Regions from separate parts of the Homo sapiens genome. Here region 1 is linked to region 2. A link is a contact called in ENCODE Hi-C or POLR2A ChIA-PET data. All regions are on one chromosome and are shown on one strand. The core of a region is the stretch at or near the end of the contact, and the rest is flanking DNA. Distances in the headings are between cores, read along the strand shown. Region 1 has its middle 8.7 kb from the start of LINC03069. Region 2 overlaps LINC03069 (long intergenic non-protein coding RNA 3069).

Region 1 (4,443 bases), core at 1,814-4,313, 39 kb after region 2:
ATAATGTCATTGTGAATTTCCTGTCTTTGTAACTCAAAAAATATGGGCCTGTCACAAACCAAGAAAGAAGAAATGAATTATTCAACAATGGTGTTGGAAAAAATGGCTATTTGAAAAACATAAAATCCTCAAGTTAGATTGTCACCTCAGACCATATAACAAAATAACTTTCATCTGAAATTAAAAAGTGAAGTGTAAACAGTAGAATTATAAAAACTTGAAAGAGCATATGTGGACAGGGATGGGTGGAAGGTGGCAAGAGGGGCACAAAGCAATTTCTTCTTTTACTTTATGCATCTCTTTTGTCTTTTAAAAACAACAAGCAATAATGTCATGCATGCTTTTCAAAATGAGGATAAAATATAATATTTTCTTGACCAATATTTTATTGATCTCAGGGTGATGAAGGACTTTCAAAAGCAATGGAAGAAACACCAAAAGAAGATAAATACATCTGGACAACTTCTGCAAATCAATAAAGACATCATAATTTAAGAGATGGATAAAAAATTGGGGGAACATTTGAGACACATATTACAAATGTTAATATCTTTAACATATGAAGAACAATTCCAGCTTAATAAGAAAAACATGTACCATGAATTGGAAAAAAAGATAAAATAGATGTTGTGTGGAAAATAATTTTTTAAACCTGATAAAGTAATAAGTAAGCATATGACAGTTGTACCAGGATATTCATCAGAGTTTTGTTTGTAATATTTTAAAAATGAGGACCAATCTTAACATGTAATAAAAGAATACTAAGTGGGCTATTATTTGAATACTATAATAATGTAGGGATATTATAGAAAATGTATCAAAAGGGATATTGTAGAAAATGTATCAAAAATAGTAGTAGTGCTTATCACTTGATAGTAAGATTATTGTCATTTTAATTGTTTTCTTATACTGTCCTTATTGTTTTTCTAAAAGGAGTGTGTGGTATTATTTTATAATGAGAAAAAAAGAAACATTTATTTTAAAGCACAGGTCTTCTTTCCTTTTTTTAAAAAAGTTCATATATTAGGTGTAACGTCTTTACCTAGATGAAATGCTGTGGAAACTTTGAATGAAAGACTGAACATTATTTCTGTGCATCTAACTTTCATGGATTGCCAGTTTAACATACAGCATAAAAGACAGTGAATTAATTTAACTTTAACCTGACCCATTTAATATTAATATCTATGCCCACACTCTCCCTTGTTTCATTGTCATCTTCTTTCCTACCGGTTGGCTTATTTTTCACTAACGTGCTAGCTAACATAGGACACCTTGAGAGTGTAAATTGCACTTTCAAAATAGATCTTGTCTCTGTTCATGTCCCTTGGAAATTTTTAAGTGGAGTAAGTGAAACAAATAGCTGAAAGGTAGGCCCTTAGGGATGTTTGCTGACTTCTTCCTTTCAGAGATGTAGAGTGGGCCCACATTGTGAATTTTTTCTCATCATTTGGACAAGTCCTTCACCATTAATTGTGTTCTTTCTGCTCCAGGTGCAAAGCATCTAGATTATTCCCAAATAAACACAAGTCATCTTCATGCCTTTAGACACTTAATATCTTTCTTTAAGATGTTCACTTCTTGTCTTCCTGGTCCCTCTTTTCCATTGTTGGCTTCCAGTTTTTGTTTGTTTGTTATGTTTTTTTTTTTTAAGTAGAGCAGAAATGTGGCTGTGAAGTATAAATAAAAAGGGAGATGAAAAGTACAAAATTAAGAAAAGACAATTCTCAGTCCTATACTTCATGATTGGTTTTGTAAGCAAAGCAGTTAGCCATCTAATCAGGGTGGGACCTATTCTGAATAAACATTCTCTCTCTTTGCAGGGCCTAAAATTTGATCACTACTGAATGATCCTTTGCAATCATCATTGCCCTTTCCTGATAGCCTCCTCAAAAATTTAAATGCTCCTGAAAAGGACTAAAATTACTAGCACTTTGACATGAATAACTTTTAATAAATTCTCTTCCTACTCACACAAGAGATGGATGTTCTTCAAGATTTCATTCGTGATCAGCAAAACTGTGTGGGCCTGGAAGCTGGGAGTTCTAAAATTAGAGGATGAGGAAACAAAGGAGAAACTTTATAATATTGTACTGGGCGAGCCCCACGCTCATTCTGACCATGTGCCCAGTAAACTCACGCCCACCTATGTCCCACCATCAGGGTGAAAAGAGAAGAGCCAATTCATGATGACAGCTGCAAGGGGGTCAGTGGTAACTCTCAATGCCCACTGCTTCTTTACCATTAATTCCAGGGATATCCCATGGAAGCTGGGAATCTATAGAGCAGCCAGACATTTGCCTCAGGTTCAACTTCCTTATCAGAACAGGAAAATAATCACAATGAGACGCCTAGTGAAAAAGTCACACCGTGACTGCCCTGGCCCTGCCTCAGCTTAAACAATAAAATATGAATTGCAGAACATGACCCAATAACAGGAAACAGGACCAGCGCAGAGGGTGCTTTGGTAAACAGCAGCAGTTTCTCCCACCAAGATCTTGATTAATGCCCTTCCCAAATCTAGAGAAAGGAATAAAGTTTCCATGTCAGAAGGGCTGACCACACACTCATGTAATGTCTATCTCTGACATCTCTTTCCAAGCCGTGCACTTGTGCCAGAATCATATACCCTGTCCTAGGACAGGTAATGAAATGTAATGACAGTCTTTCCTGGCTCCACTTCCAGCTGCTTCACAATGGCTGCTAATAAAGACATATGGCTATATGTTGTCCATCTGTGTTCCAAAAGCAAACATGCAATTGTGTTTTCCTCTTAGGTCTGCTCTCAGCCTAGAGGAATGTAGCCTGAGAAAGATGAGTCAATCTTGAGCTGACCTCTCACTGCTTCCTAGGCTACACTTCAATACTTCCGACAATGCTTCCAGATCTCTTGCTTCCACATAACATATTTATTTGTTTATTTATTTTTTTGAGACAGGGTTTTGCTCTGTTGTCCAGGCTGGAATGTAGTGGTGCCATCATAGCTCACTGCAGCCTGTTTATTTTCAAAGAACAACAGAACTGTAGTAGTCCTGTGAGCAATTCAACAGAATTAATCCTTGTTCACAGGAAGCACTTGGATTCCAGTGTGTATGATTTTACTCTGTGCTGTTTATTTTTCATTTAATCCAAGAGACCCCAGAGGGTTAGTCAAAGAACTGAAAGCAGGGTTTGAAAAGAACTTGAAGAAGTTTTGCTATGGAAGCTCATGCAAAAATTAGAGATTAGAGCACAATGTTATTATTTTGAGCATTTATGAGGGCTGGTGGTTGAACATATTCATTCTCTCAGGCTTTCATGGCCTAACAATTTGGCATTAATGTTTTTGGGAACTTTTAAACTAAGTAACAGTACTGATACCTAATACTACCAAAGCAAATAGCATAGATAGATGGGCTTTCTGTTCCTTCTTTTCAGAGGCAGTTGAGTCAAGTCAATTTCTACCAAGAATTTTGGACAGAGAAATGTAGAAGATACAGTTGACTCTCAGTAGGTGCCCCCTCTCCCCTACCATGGAGGCAGCTACATGAATAATATTTAAGGCGAAATAATCCAGTCACTTGTGACACCAGAAGGGGATCCTCAGTGCTTGGTGGGCTGTGACAAGGCCACTGTGCAGACAATGATGGAATATAGGACTAACTAAAGCTGAAGAGAGGGTGACTGCAATACACAAGTAGCAGCGATAGGCAAAGGATGCTGGTTGGAGCACACACAGTACAGACATAAAAACCATGTCTCCATATACAAATAGCATTGGTAGGTGTCCCATATATAGAAACAGGTGTTGCCAAAAAGCTGAAGAGGTAACTCTTTCAGCTTTTTCAAAGTGGAAAAAATATCTAGAGCTCTCCAGAGCCACCAAAGTCATAGACTTTGCTTTAGAAAAGCAATGCAAACACTCCCTCCCCAGGTAAAGGTGGTATGCTGTTCTCAATTTCCCTTGTAGTTATAAATTCACAAAAATGTCACAGTTGAAAGAGACCATAGATACCTCCAGGCCAGCTTCATGGAGGCATAAAACCAAGGTCCCAATGTCTGAAGCTTTCTCAAGGACGTTTGAGTGAGTCTCATTTGTTTTGATTACAAACCCTTAGAATCCTACATTTGGCTTACTAAGGGCCAGCCTCCTTTATTTAGGGAAAGTTTTATAATCTTTAAATATTTTCCTATTTTTGGCAGGGCTTTTTGTGTATTTATAATACCTATACACACTTGCAAGTGGATTGGTGTACACATACACATACACACACATAATCTGTAACATCAATACACACACAATCTGTAACATCAATACACTTGCATGTGCGTATAAGTATTATGAACACTGAATATATGTATAAGTATACATATACACATCTGTACACGTATAAGTTTATCAGCCTGTATCCTCTCAGAGAGAGTACATAAGAAGAGTTCATAAACTTCTTTAGTCGTATGTCA
Region 2 (4,181 bases), core at 1,035-3,534:
CCAGCTACTCAGGATGCTGAGACAGGAGAATCGCTTGAACCTGGGAGGCAGAGATTGCAGTGAGCCGAGATCACAGAACTGCACTCCAGCCTGGGTGACAAGAGCAAGACTCCAACCAAAAAAAAAAAAAAAACTTATTCAGGTAACCAAACCAAATACTACCTGCTCCCCAATAACCTATGGAAATAAAAACATTTTAAAAAGTTGACTGTGATGGCAGAGTTGGGGACATGTAGTAAGTAGTATGGGCAAAGGTGAAAGGACCAGATAGTTTAAAATAGAATAGATATTGAACTTTGTAAACTGAATCTTAAGGAAAATACATATTGCAAAGTAATACAGAAACAACTGGACTGTTTCAAAACCTGGAGCACAATGGACCAGTAGTTCAACCAGTTTTCTCTTTCCGGTTGTAAGTTGCTTGGTGTTTCACAGGAAGACAATGGGCACCTAGCAGGAAATGTTGAAGAAGCAACGCCATGTTTGCATCATTCCCTTCTGAACATACACTGAAATGAAGACTGACTTAAAGACGTGGTGACACGTTTGTGCTATTTGTCTTCTGATGATGTAAATTCTCCCTCGGAGCTTTACCCTAGTTTGCCAATAGGAGCCATTTTGATTGTGAGTTCTGTCAGTTCCTGTTGGTTTCTGACAACTGTAGGTTGTATGGGACTTCATATAAACCCCTGTGCCTTCCCATATTTTGAGTGAGTAAGTCCAGAAATAAATAGGAGGCAACGTAAAAACCTGAGGTGAAAGAATAACTGGGAAATTTAATAAAGAAGAAATGACACGTTCCATTTGAGACTGAAATTGCTTTATCAGAACAAAATCCGATAACATTGAAGCCCGCAGCCTTCAATGCTAACAGTGCCTAACTTCCTTAGATAGGAAGAAATCTACTATCTATTCTGAGCTGGAGTGTTAAAAGAGTTCTATTCATTAAAAAACAAAGCAAAACAAACCAAAACAACTATTTGTCTTAAGGCAACAAATCATTTGATGCCAAAAAACTTTAAAAGGAGTGTTTTTTTTCTCTTAAACTTTATTAAAATTATTTTTTACATCACAAACCTGAATGCTGTTCATTGAGCAAGTATTCTGACCATCCCTTTTAGATTCCCTGGTTTGCAGCTAAATCAATATTTTCTTGAAATGAAAATATAAGTTGAATTCTCCAGAGATCAAAAGTATTCTGAGGAAAAATACCTGTTGTAATTGCAACTCACTAGTCTGATGCCAAAATCAATGGTAGTAACTTTTCTCAGGGCAGGATTCCATTTAGCATGGAGTTACCCTGTCTTCTTTCCAAGAGTAGATGAGGCTCATTTAATCCATGATCAAGGCCAGCTACTATGCAAGGAACAATAAGATTTTACATTAGGCATTTATAGTTTACTAAGTTCTTCACACCCTTGCTGTCATTTATTCAGTAAAATAATGCTATAAATGCCTTGAAAGAGGAAAAACATGGCATAATCTTTTGAACATCACCACAGCAGAGCCCAGTGCATGGATGACATTCAAAAAATATTTGCTGACTCAATCAAGTAAATATTACTAGCCCCACTTTAGAGGTGAGGATATTAAGATCTAGAGAAAATAAGGAGCGCGTCCAAGATCTTATAACAAGTGAAAGGCAGAACCAAGAATCATCCAGCTGTTCTGACTTCAAATTTTAGTATTTTCTTAGTAGAATATGCTGCTCCAAGATTTCCTACACCATCGATTTTGCTGCCTAAGATGAGATGCAAAGATTCATATTCAATTCTATAGAAATAGGTAATATGGTAAACTAATCAGTCTTTTTGAAGACTGTGAGGCTACATTAATGAAAAATGTAAAATAGTCTCCATAGATTCACCTACATTTGACCAACCCACACACCATTTAATTTTAGACTTATTTGATAGGAGTACAATTGATGTTAAGAGTTGATTAATAAGGTGAGATTCTTACAGAGTTTTTGAGAAACACTTTTCTTGAAGAGATGATGGCTATTATTGGGATCCTGACCCATAGAGTACCACTTTCCAGCTTTGCAGGAATAATAAATCCATATTGTTTGGTTTCAGGAAGCTCTATCTCTGCTACAAAATATGCTGCATCATATTTTTAAGGTTTGTTTCAAAACGTTCTGCAATGTCTATAAAAACTTCCCAACTTAGGTAACAATAAGAAAAAGACTCTCAGGCAGGGTTTCTTAAAGTTCAGTGCCTGGGCCAGCAGTGTCACCTTTGTTACAAATACAGATTCTGTTTGTGGCCACACTCAAACCTACTGAATCACAGACTCCGGGAAGTGGAGCCCAACCCCCTGGGTAATACTGATGCACTTTCAAGTTTAAGAACCACTGTTCTACAATACAAAGTACAACTTTTTGGATCCAAGGCTGAAAAAAAAAAGGTTAAAAAAAAAATCTTCCTAGGAAAAAAAACATTCCAAATGGAGAGTGAGAGAAAGAGTGGGGGAATATTGTTCTCAGAGGGAATTACCAAGTGCCCCCAGAGGTTAAATTCCAGGGCTTACATTTCTTGCTAAATATTTCTTTGAGGGCCTAATAAAATATCTCTTTAATGAGTCCTTTTAAGATTCAACATTTAGTATGTAGCGTCGTGCTGATACTATCTTAAGCGATGTATCTGTATCACTAATGTCAGGTGAAATTTTTTCTTTTACGTAAGTTGTCCCTGTTAAAATTTAAAACAACCATTTTTACACATCTAGCATGTTTTAACATTTTGAGTCATATGTTGGCAAAAATGGCTCTTTCAGAAATTGCTATAATTTGATAGAGCTTTAGTAACTGTATTAATTTCTGATGGGAAAATTACAAATGTAAATAAATTATAATAGACTGCTTTACTATTCAGGAGAAATTCTTTACATTCAAACAGTAACTTTATAATGTCAAAATAACCAGTAGTTATTAATCAGTATCTGGACTATGTAAATATTTGCTTGTTTCCATAGTGATTGGCAAGCCCAGATACAGAAAAAAAAAAAAAACCCACACATGTTATCACTTCCTAATAATATGATCATAAAAACACGACTCAGGCCAGACTGAGAGGAGAATAAACAGTATTAATTAAAAGATTTATAAAATGGAGGAGGTGACAAGTGAAGTATTGAGTGTAAAAATTCACAAAGGAGGTAAAATATATCTTTTTCAATTCTGAAAGAAACTTGAGCAACCCTTAATTATCTTTCAAAATGCTATTTAGAATTTTCCAAAAATAAAACATCTGACAACTGCTCAAAGCACACCGCACCCCCACCCACAAAACATACACTTTTAAAGTGGATATACAGCCATGGCTGTGAAGCGTGTTTGAAAAAAGTGAGACTGTTGGCATTTCACTTGAAATCAACTGAGAAGTTCTTTACTAAAGAAGTGAGAAGCTCAAAGCTGTTTTCCAAAGCTTTAGGGGAGTACGGCATATTATGAAGCAGGAGCATTTGGTCAAAGAGTAAATTAGTAGTGTGGTTCACACATTGCACAAGAAATCTACACAGGAACCACAGTTGTCTTAAATAATCAGTCCTGTTAACAGGCCTTTGGTTATGAAATTTCTTCACAAAGCAGTCACCAGCGCAAAGGCTGTTTTTAGAAACACTTTGTTCTTCTGATATCTGCTGGGATAAAGCAGCACCTTTTTTTTTCCCCCTGGAATGATTTCTAAAAATAAAAACAAACACAAAAAGCACAAACACACCATCAAGTAGCAAGAGAAGAAATGAACATGCCACATAAGGTTATTTCAATAGGTGCTTAGTTAAATAGACACTCAAGGGGAAATTGCTGACCCAAGTTCATAAATGGAGAAAAAGTCCACAAGGAGAACTACTCTGAAAGATCATTTTCTGAGCACTTGGCAAGACCAAACCTAAAGCACTGTATTAGGATGGTGGAAAAGTAATTGCGGACTTTGCCATTGAAAGATGATAGTAAGAGAAATCGAAGCAATCACACAGTTATTAGATACTATCTTATGCTATATACATGCGAATATACAAATTGATAAAATATTTAAATGTCATAAAAACAAACTATATAACACATAAAAGAAAGTTCCTCTTAAGGGTAGTGAAGAATTCTAAGAAAATTCCAGCTGGGCGTGGTGGCTCACACCTGTTATTCCAGCACTTTGGGAGGCCGAGGCAGGTGGATCATG

Evidence for each region. Hi-C counts contacts between places; a loop is a spot of excess contacts on that map. ChIA-PET counts read pairs that join two places held with the same protein, here RNA polymerase II (POLR2A). Pooled maps may share reads with other maps.
Region 1: a map of heart left ventricle shows a loop between it and region 2 (2.7-fold over the local background). The contact joins two enhancer-like sites. A Hi-C loop is called at or near these places in 1 of 168 maps with a recorded cell type or tissue (heart left ventricle) and 5 of 50 pooled maps. POLR2A ChIA-PET finds 5 or more read pairs at or near these places in 3 of 52 experiments (AG04450, HEK293 and OCI-LY7).

Annotation. Positions count from the first base shown.
Region 1 is chr18:56,197,693-56,202,135 of GRCh38, forward strand. No RefSeq gene overlaps it. Among named protein-coding and RNA genes, the nearest start is that of LINC03069, 8.7 kb to the left of the region's middle. Within about 2 kb of position 3,064, at least 3 of the 41 ENCODE cell types and tissues checked have a DNase peak (open chromatin) inside an H3K27ac peak, as active enhancers do.
Region 2 is chr18:56,159,512-56,163,692 of GRCh38, forward strand. All of the region lies in intron 3 of LINC03069 (long intergenic non-protein coding RNA 3069), which reads right to left. Among named protein-coding and RNA genes, the nearest start is that of LINC01539, 24 kb to the left of the region's middle. Within about 2 kb of position 2,285, at least 2 of the 41 ENCODE cell types and tissues checked have a DNase peak (open chromatin) inside an H3K27ac peak, as active enhancers do.